Linked DNA regions of Homo sapiens: region 2 is linked to region 1. Evidence: chromatin contacts called from ENCODE Hi-C or POLR2A ChIA-PET data. All regions are on one chromosome and are shown on one strand. The core of a region is the stretch at or near the end of the contact, and the rest is flanking DNA. Distances in the headings are between cores, read along the strand shown.

The links. A loop is a pair of places that touch in the nucleus more often than their neighbours do. ChIA-PET counts read pairs that join two places held with the same protein, here RNA polymerase II (POLR2A). Pooled maps may share reads with other maps.
Region 2: a pooled map shows a loop between it and region 1 (14-fold over the local background). The contact joins two enhancer-like sites. A Hi-C loop is called at or near these places in 2 of 37 single-sample maps with no recorded cell type and 5 of 50 pooled maps. POLR2A ChIA-PET finds 5 or more read pairs at or near these places in 1 of 52 experiments (K562).

Annotation. Positions count from the first base shown.
Region 1 is chr15:70,483,932-70,488,585 of GRCh38, forward strand. No RefSeq gene overlaps it. Among named protein-coding and RNA genes, the nearest start is that of LINC02205, 20 kb to the right of the region's middle. RefSeq lists an enhancer at 2,806-2,865. Within about 2 kb of position 2,685, at least 8 of the 41 ENCODE cell types and tissues checked have a DNase peak (open chromatin) inside an H3K27ac peak, as active enhancers do.
Region 2 is chr15:72,224,661-72,229,314 of GRCh38, forward strand. The region is part of intron 1 of PKM (pyruvate kinase M1/2); the gene reads right to left. Among named protein-coding and RNA genes, the nearest start is that of PKM, 4.2 kb to the right of the region's middle. RefSeq lists enhancers at 2,048-2,342, 3,760-4,019. Within about 2 kb of position 2,216, at least 37 of the 41 ENCODE cell types and tissues checked have a DNase peak (open chromatin) inside an H3K27ac peak, as active enhancers do.

The DNA.
Region 1 (4,654 bases), core at 1,435-3,934:
TTGGTCAAGGAATGAATGATCTCTCTAATCAGTAGTCCAGGCCCCATCATTTTCCTGCTTAAATTCTTCCCATGGCTCTGCAGCTCTCAAAGCAAAGCAAAACTGGAAAATGCATGACATGCAGGTTGTCGCTCCAAACTCCCTGTCCCATGGAAGATATCACCCATGGATCAAAGCACTTTTTCCTAAGACCAGATGCAGCCTCAGAATCTTTCTTAACACAGTGCTTCAAGCAGTCACCACTAATCCAACACAGTTGGCTTTTAAGATAAAATGTTTTTGCCATCTTTAGCCTTCCAAATGTCTATAAATGTTGTAATTTAGGTCCCATCTGCTCTCCCCGCCTTAACTCCCAGAGGTCTTCCTCACTTATTTTATCTTCCAGTCACATTGAATTAGCTGTCATTCCCTAATTAAACCAGGTTCTCTTACCCCTCTTTGCCCTTGCTCATGTTGCTCTCTCCATCCCATTCCACTCCCCACCCTGAGCCCAACCTCAGATTCCTGGAGACCCTGCGTAAGTGTCAGCTCAAGGGTTCTCCACGTGCTTATTGCACCCTGTGTGTATTTCTGGTGGGGTGCCACGCTGGATGGCAGCTGTGCACTGCTGTGACAGTGACCCCCAACAACCTGAGGTCTCCTAAGGGCAGAACCATGCCTTTTCATGTTTAGATGCATCCCTCTACCTCTCCCTAGCACTGCTAGGGAGTCCTCCCAGTGAGTCCCAGATAAAGATGAAGAGAGTAAAGAAATGATGAAAATGCCAGGGAGCAGGCAGAGACTACAGGGCCCACACTCCTCCTCTGTCAAGTGAGGGTAAGGACTTCTCTGTCAAGACTGGCATAAAAGAGAGATAACATATGTAAAACACAGTGCCCGGGGCATGGGAGGCACTTCCTAAATATTTGTGGAGGAAATTAAGGCATGAAGGAAGGATTAAATAATGAAAGATGAAGAGAGGAAGAATAAATTGGAGAAGGAGGAAACTAAAGGCAGAAGGAGAGAAGACAAATTCTGAACAAGCACCTATCATGTATCACGCACTGTTCTAGGCCCCAGGTATACTCAGTGGTGAAAAACAACCCCAGATACATTGCTGCACCTAGGAAGCTCACAATCTAAAAGGAAGAAAAACCACCTTCTTAACCCAAGTGTTGGATCTAGGCCCTGCCATCCTTTCCCAAGACTTGAATCTCTTCCCATGACCTTCAGAATCAAGGCCAATCTCCTTAGCTCAGCATTGCAAAGTCAGGGTAGGTAGACTATGCTGCAGTAACAAACAGCCCTCCACATTTCAGTGACTTACACAAGTGTATTTGTCATTCAGACAAACCCACTGCCGTTCCAGTGTGGACTCCAGAGTGCTATCCCCACTGTGTTGACTCAAGATTTTGGGGTGTTTTGTTTCAGTGGCACCTCCATATGTCATATTGCCCATTTCTCTTCTGCTCAAGACAGTGAGGTTGAAACTCCAAGCCTCATTACAGAGCATTTGCTGGGCTATCTCTGAACCATTGCACAGCCTTGCCTCCTGTAGAGAAGAGGTACAACCCAAGTGTCCCACAATGGATAATTAGATAAAGATACCATGATATCTTTATCTATCTATCTATACACACACACACACATACACACACACACACACACACACACACACACAATGGAATTCCATTTAGCCATAAAAAAAAATGGAATCCTGTCATTTGAAGCAATGTGGATGAACCTGGAGGACATTAAGTTAAGTGAAATAAGTCAGGCCCAGAAAGATACATACCACACAATCTCATTCATATGCAGAATCTAAAAAGTTGATCTCGTAGAAGTAGAGAGTAGAATGGTGGTTACTAGAGACTGGAGAGGAGAGGGCGAGGAGGCATGGTGAGAGGTTGGTCAATAGGTACAAAGCTACAATCAGGTAGCAGGAATAAGTTCTGCTGTTCTATTACACAGGAGGGTGACTATGGTTACAATATTATATTGTATATTTTAGAGTAGCTAGAAGAGAGGATTGTGAATGTTCTCACCACTAAGAAATGATAATGTACGCGGTGATAGATGTACCAAATACCCTGACTTGATCATTACAGAATGTATACATGTATAAAAACATCACACTGTACCCCATGAATATGTACAATTATTGTGTCAATTTAAAAATTAAAAATAAATAAGTAAATAAAGGCATGGACAATTAACAAGAAGACACAGCCAACTCACTCCCACCTTGCCCAGCTGGAAAGTGTTGAAAGATCCTGAGATTCTGATGCCATGAGCTCAGCTGCACAGGAGGGCATGGGAGAGAGAGGCGGAAGCAAAGTGTCCGGCAACTTCCCTTTGGGCCTCATCTTCTCCACTGAAAAATGGGTAGATCTGCCTCTGGGAAGGGTCATACAACTCCAAGCAGCTGGAGTCTACCTCCCTGCAGATAGTTCCTACCCAGGGGCAGCTATGAGCCTGGCCTGTGAAGTGGAGAGAGGGAAGAAATTCTTCTTGAGGTTGGACATTCTCAGCCCATGGCCACCATGTGTCAGCTGAAGGGAAGCAAGCCAGGGAGTTCAAATAGAGAAACAGGAAGAAAGCAAACCAACCCATCTCCCTGGTTTCCCCCACGCCGCTGCAATGCACTAGAGGATGAACCAGCTCGTTCTCTTCACTTCTTTTTCTCTTGGTGGTAGCGGTAGGGCCAGAGGGTGAGTAAGCCAGAAGGTTCCCCAGTGTGGTCTCGGTTAAGGTTACTGGATACTTGCTTCAGTCCCATGGGTGATGAGTTCAGTGTCAACTCACACCTACCCCACCCCACCCCTGGAGGCCCTCTCCTGGGTTTTTCTTTCCTCTCCCAAGTTCAAGTCAAAACATGGTCAACCCCCCACACTTCCCTCACCCCTGGCCCGGCCCAACCAGCCCCTAACCAGAGCACAGGGCGCAGTCCATAACCACATCTTGCAACATGATTCACTGCGTCTGTGGAGGGACTGATGCAATTGTGGGTGAGGAGTCATTTCTACTGATGGGGAAACCACAGCAACCTGGCCAGGGGTGGGAGGGCAATCCATGGGGACCTACCCTGAGACAGGCCGCGATCAAGAACCCTCAGCGTCCCCAGAGCAACCCAGCCACACCATGACTGAGGCCAGAGAGCAGAGGCCCAGGACATGCTGTCCTCCTGCGGAGAGGCAGTAGGCTGGGGGCCGGGAGGAAGGCAGGGGTCTTGGCAAGAGAGGGACTGTTCAAAGACAGCAACTCTTCCAGGAACCCCCAGAGTGATCCATCTTTCTCTGTGAGCAACATGGACGTGTGAGGTTCTTGGAGGAGGCCAGGAAACCACAAGCAGGAAAATCGCTTTCTCTGGGTGCTGGGTCCGTGCCTGGACCAAAGATTGAAGCCACATTGCTGCTCACTGCACTACATGGGAAGCACACACACATGCCTGGAGAGCATGTACTCCCACCGCCAGAGCAGGTGCCCAGGAGACACACAGAACTGAATCTGAAATTGCAGGGGCCCAGCAGCCTACATGCTGTGGCCTGGATCAGCTGGGCACACCTGCCTTGGGTGCCTGATCTACTGTTCATTTCCAATGCCCAGCTCAGCCACCTGCCCAGTGGACCCTGCGCTTATCCCTCTGGCTATGTGAGCTCAAGCCAGCAATTTCCCCTCTCTGGACTGCCCTCTCTCTCTTCCGAACCCTAGTGCTCACTTCTGCAACTTAGCAAGGGATTATATGATGCCCCGTGACAACACTTGCTCTTTCCCTGTGTTTCTATCTTATTTCTCCATTTTCATCATAAGCTATTCTAGACAGGGCTGGGCTAGCCTCGAGAAGTTATCCCTGCCCCACCTCTACTCACTGATCTTGACGCATCTCTGCAGAGGAGGTATTTTTACCCTATTCCACTGAAGAAGAAACTTAGGCCCAGGAGGTAATAGAGCCAACAAGGACACTAGTAAGGGGCAGACTTGGAGCTAAGACTCAAATGCGCTTCAAAACCCCTGCCCAGCATTCTCTCCAAACCCCAGCCACCTAACCCAATTCCTTCATGGAGTCTCCTGGTGAAGGGCCAAAGAGATGAGGATCTCTCCAGAAGGTACCAAGCAAGATGTAAATATGAGAGAGAATAACGTCTGACCTCCCAGATCTGCAGGTCACAGACCTACAGCTCCAAGATCCACATTTTTTAAAATGTGCCACCCCCCATCCTCACCGTCCCTTTGGCTCACAGTCTGGAGGCTCCCTGGAGCACCATAAAAGACAGAACTTAGCCATCCGTGTGCAAGCCTGACCCCTGGTGACCAGAACCTTGAACTGCATGGCCAACCAGGCAGGCCCAAGAAATTAAGAGATCTGGCACTCACTCACTTGCCCAGCAAACTTCTGACCAGCACGGAGCTTATGGATTAGGCCACATCTACCTACCCTTCAGCCCAGGTGACTCTGGAACCACAGGCAATGGAGCCTTATTAACCTAACCCCTCACATGGCTAGCACATATGTCCATGATGAGCATAACTCATGCATCATGAATCCCACAGCCACCTGGGAGGCAGATGAAGTCCTAGCCCCCATCTAGAGAGAAACAAACTGAGGCCAGAGCAGTGAAAGCAATGCTCTGAGACGTCACAGAATCAGTGACAGATGCTACGCTCAAACCTACAA
Region 2 (4,654 bases), core at 966-3,465, 1.7 Mb after region 1:
GAGACCAGCCTGGCTAATATGGTGAAACACCATCACTACTAAACATACAAAAATTAGCCAGGCGCGCACCTGTAATCCCAGCTACTTGGGTGGCTGAGACACAGAATTGCTTGAATCCAGGAAGTGGAGGCTGCAGTGAACGGAGATCGCACCACTGCCCTCCAGCCCGGGCAACAGAGTGAAAAACTCTGTCTCAGAAAAAAAGGAAAAAAAAAAAAACACAAATAAAGGCTGAGCTGTATTTTCTTTAATTTCTTTTTTCTTTTTTTTTTTTTTTTTGAGATGGAGTCTCGCTCTGTTGCCCAGGCTGGAGTGCACTGGCGCGATCTCAGCTCACTGCAAGCTCCACCTCCCAGGTTCAGGCCATTCTCCTGCCTCAGCCTCCTGAGTAGCTGGGACTACAGGCGCCCGCCACCAGGCCCGGCTAATTTTTTTTTTTTTTTTTTTTTGTATTTTTAGTACAGACGGGGTTTCACCGTGTTAGCCAGGATGGTCTCAATCTCCTGACCTCGTGATCCGCCCACCTCAGCTTCCCAAAGTGCTGGGATTACAGGCATGAGCCACTGTGCCCGGCCCTCTTTACTTTCTAAAAACAAAAACAAGAATTTTAATTTTATACAGTTCATTTTTTCTCCATCCCCAAGCTCCTCCAACCCTTTCCACCTCCATCTTAAACTTTTTTTTCTATTTTATTTATTTAAATAGAGATGGGAATCTTGCGATGTTGCCCAGGCTGGTCTCGACCTCCTGGCCTCAAGTGATCCTCCTGCATCAGCCTCTCAAAGTGCTGGGATTACAGGTGTGAGCCACTGCTCCCAGCCACATCATGCATTTTGACACCCAATCACTGTCATGAACTCTATATCCTTCCAGTTCACTGAAGTCTATGTACAGTGTATCTATGTCTATACTGAACCCTATAATATTGTGGTTTTCTTAATGCCCTAAGTGGTATACTGTATATATCACTGAGTAACTTGTTTTTCACTCAGCAGCACATTTAAGATCCATCCAGTGGGTATATGGATCTAGCTAATTCATTTAAGCTGTTACACTAGTCCACTGTACAACAGACCATTTTATTTATGGACTGTCTTACTGGTGGCCACTCTCCCTCCCCGTTAAACTAAGTTTCTTCTATTAATCAATACTCTTGTAGTACATGTCTCCCTGTACTGTGTGAGTTTCTATATATCCAGAAATTGAAGTCTTAGGTCATGGAGTATGTTTATTTCTATTTTTACTAAATAAGGCTGAATTGCTCTCCAAAGTGGCTATATCAATGAACGCTGAGTTGCTGCCTTCCACACCTTTTTCCACACTTGGTACTGCCAGACTTTTTAAATGTTTGCCCATCGGTGACATTTGTTTTTCTGCTCATCTAATGTTAATAACCAAAGAGGGATACCCAGATAGTTTCAACGTTTACAACATCTCTATTTCCCTGCTTAACTCAATCAAATCTCCTCTGAAATGGCATGGTGGACACAGTGTGTCTTATGTGCCCTGACTGACTCCACTGATGGGCAGTTCTTTTTCGTTCATGGCCAAGGGAGATATCAGTTGTTTAAAATTGAAGAAACATGGCCAGGCGCGGTGGCTGATGCCTGTAATCCCAGCACTTTGGGAGGCCAAGACAGGTGGATCACGAGGTCAGCAGACTGAGACCATCCTGGCTAACACAGTGAAACCCCGTCTCTACTAAAAAATACAAAAAAAATCAGCCAGGCGTGGTTGCGGTTGCCTGTAGTCCCAGCTACTCAGGAGGCTGAGGCAGGAGAATGGCATGAACCCGGGAGGCGGAGCTTGCAGTGAGCTGAGATTGCACCACTGCACTCCAGCCTGGGTCATGGTGCGAGACTCCGTCTCAAAAAAATAAAATAAAATAAAATAAAATAAAAAATGAAGAAACATTATCTGCAAGTAAACTGAAGATGTTTGGAAGGGATAGGACTCCCTTCAGAGAATCTTGACTGCAGTATTCAGCCAGCAGCTGTGCTGGTCCACAGTGTGAAATGCTAGGACTGGCAACCTCACTGCCCTTGAATAACTGGTCTTGGCATCTCTCCCACTGCAGCCCCAGCCTGCTTCCAAGACTGCTTGCTGGCATGAGGAAAGAGGCTTAGGGCTCCCCAGGAGCTTTGTCTATGGACAGAAGTGGGGGAGGTGAGTCTCAGAGGCCACCGAAGGTACTGCAGCCGGCTTGTTCCCTCCTACGTGCAGACAAGCACAAACCACTGCAGGGGCGGGGCTTCACCGCACTGCATGGTAGGGGCCCTAAAGCACCCAACTCCTGAGCTGAGCAGTCATACCAAGAGGCAGGAAGGCCCAGCAGATGCTGCACATCACCCTCCACCACTCACCCAGGCTCACCTTCCCCCAACAGCTTCTTTAACAAAGTCCCAAGTATTTAAATTACTCAATTATCCAGTCTGCCCCTTGGTAAAAAAATGCAAGCTCCCCGCAAGTATGGTGGTATCAAAAATGGTCTTCATATATCTGGTTGTTTAGCTCTATTCCCATCTGTATCAGAACTGATGCTTAAAGGGACAACTTAAAATCCTTAAGACCTCATACCAAATAAACCAATCTCACGAAGACCCTTGAAGATGCAATAAAACTCTGCTCACAGGGTCAACGCATTCTTGTGTTATACCAGCTAATTGAGATTTGACTGTGGACTTTTGGAGTGATTCAGAAAGAAGGGTAATGTCAAATGAGTCATTTTCCTCTACTCCGGTCTCAGTCTTAGCTCTTGGCCAAGATAACACATCCTGACTTGCCTTCATAAAAGCTGAAGCAGGCCAGGTGCAGTGGCTCACGCCCGTAATCCCGGCACTTTGGGAGGCCGAGGCCGGTGGATCACCTAAGTCAGGAGTTCAAGACCAGCCTGGCCAACATGGTGAAACCCCATCTCTACTAAAAATACAAAAATATTAGCTGGGCGTGGTGCAAGTGCCTGTAATTCCAGCTACTTCGGGAGGCTGAGGCAGGAGAATTGCTTGAACCCAGGAGGTGGAGGTTGCAGTGAGCCGAGATCACACCATTGCACTCCAGACTGGGCAACAAGAGCAAAACTATCTCAAAAAAAAAAAAAAAAAAAAAAAAAAAAAACAAAAAACTGAAGCAAAATAAACTAAAACCCAAGTAAAGTGAGTTTGTAATGTAAGTGCTGCATTTTCTTCTACCTTCCTGCCCACGGCCGTTTCCTCATTTCTTCCATTGCCTCAATATTAAGAAATAAACAGCTTTAGGAAATAAAATGGTTTTTCCTGTGACCCCACATCAGTGTCACAACATTCAAGGCACAGAAGCAACTCCCATAAAGTGCTAGCTGTTTAGAGTCACCGCCACCAAATTTGCTAAGTCACTGGGGGTACGGTTCTTAAAGAGCTAATGATGCTCTTTGCTAAAATATGAATACAACATTATTTCTAATGCAATGCTTAAAATGAAAGCAGTTGTGCTAGACAGGAGACCAACATCCATACATTTTGGCTCAAGTCAGTAACTGAGAAATGAGTTCAAGAACCTTCTTTAAGTCATCATTAATCAAGTCCCAGGAGAGGCGGCTGTGCCCGCTACAAAAGGGCCAGGAATGAAGCTGCACAGACGGCATTAGCTGGGCACCGGGCTCTGCCAGTCTACACTTAAGCTCTTAAGGCAGTACAGAGAACCAGGTGACCCGGACCAATCATTTTTTAATTAGTTGTGGCTTTTTTTTTTTTTTTTTTTGAGAAGGAGTCTCGCTCTGTCGCCCAGGCTGGAGTGCAGTGGCGCGATCTCGGCTCACTGCAAGCTCCGTAGTTGAGGCATTTTTAATTAGGGGAAATGCATGCTTCATTATCTGACTCACTGAAAGGGGAGAAGGGACTTTTTAAGCCTGCAAGAACCACAATGTAGTTTCCCCACTCACCCAGCGAAGATAATTCTCTCAAAAGCAGAATAATTGAAAGGTTGAGTCATCTTCCCCACAGAGCCCCACTCCCCCACAGATTTGGTGATACGTTACATTTCCCTTCCCCACAAGACAGCCCACTCCTGCCCCCACAGCACCTCAGGCCACCAAAGGGCAAATTATTTGCTAACAACGCTGCAGCAGGGGAGTCCTGACCTCCATCTCCTCTGTGACCTAGGGAGTGGCCACACCCTCAAGACGGCCAACTGGGGGCTACTGACCCTGGCTCCAATCCTAATCTCACCAGCAGGCAGAGCAAGTCAAGGGCTGGAATGTTCCTCTGGTAGGTAGTATTCTACTTACAGCGGAACACCAAAGGCTTAACTCAGCCCCTCCTTGCCTGCCTTTGTCTACAGGTCCCAATCTCAGATGACCAAAAAGCATCTGCTCCAAGCAGAGAGTTGGAAAGTTACATTATCAGTTACTTTGTCAATATTAAACCAGATCCCTTGGGGAACTGGTTTCCAGGAGACACGTGGTTATTCAGAGAGCCTGATTCCTCACGATTAGCTGTAGGCGTTTGGGGACAGTAGGAAGACAATGGATCAAGGCCCTTATGCTCAATTGTGGACTAAGTAATTGTGCTCAAAAATAATATATTCAGTCACAGGCTTTTCTTCTGGGTATTTCGCCAGAGATTAGACACTTACTGAGTGTGCCACATCCACGTAAGCATGAATCCTTTCAACCATCATG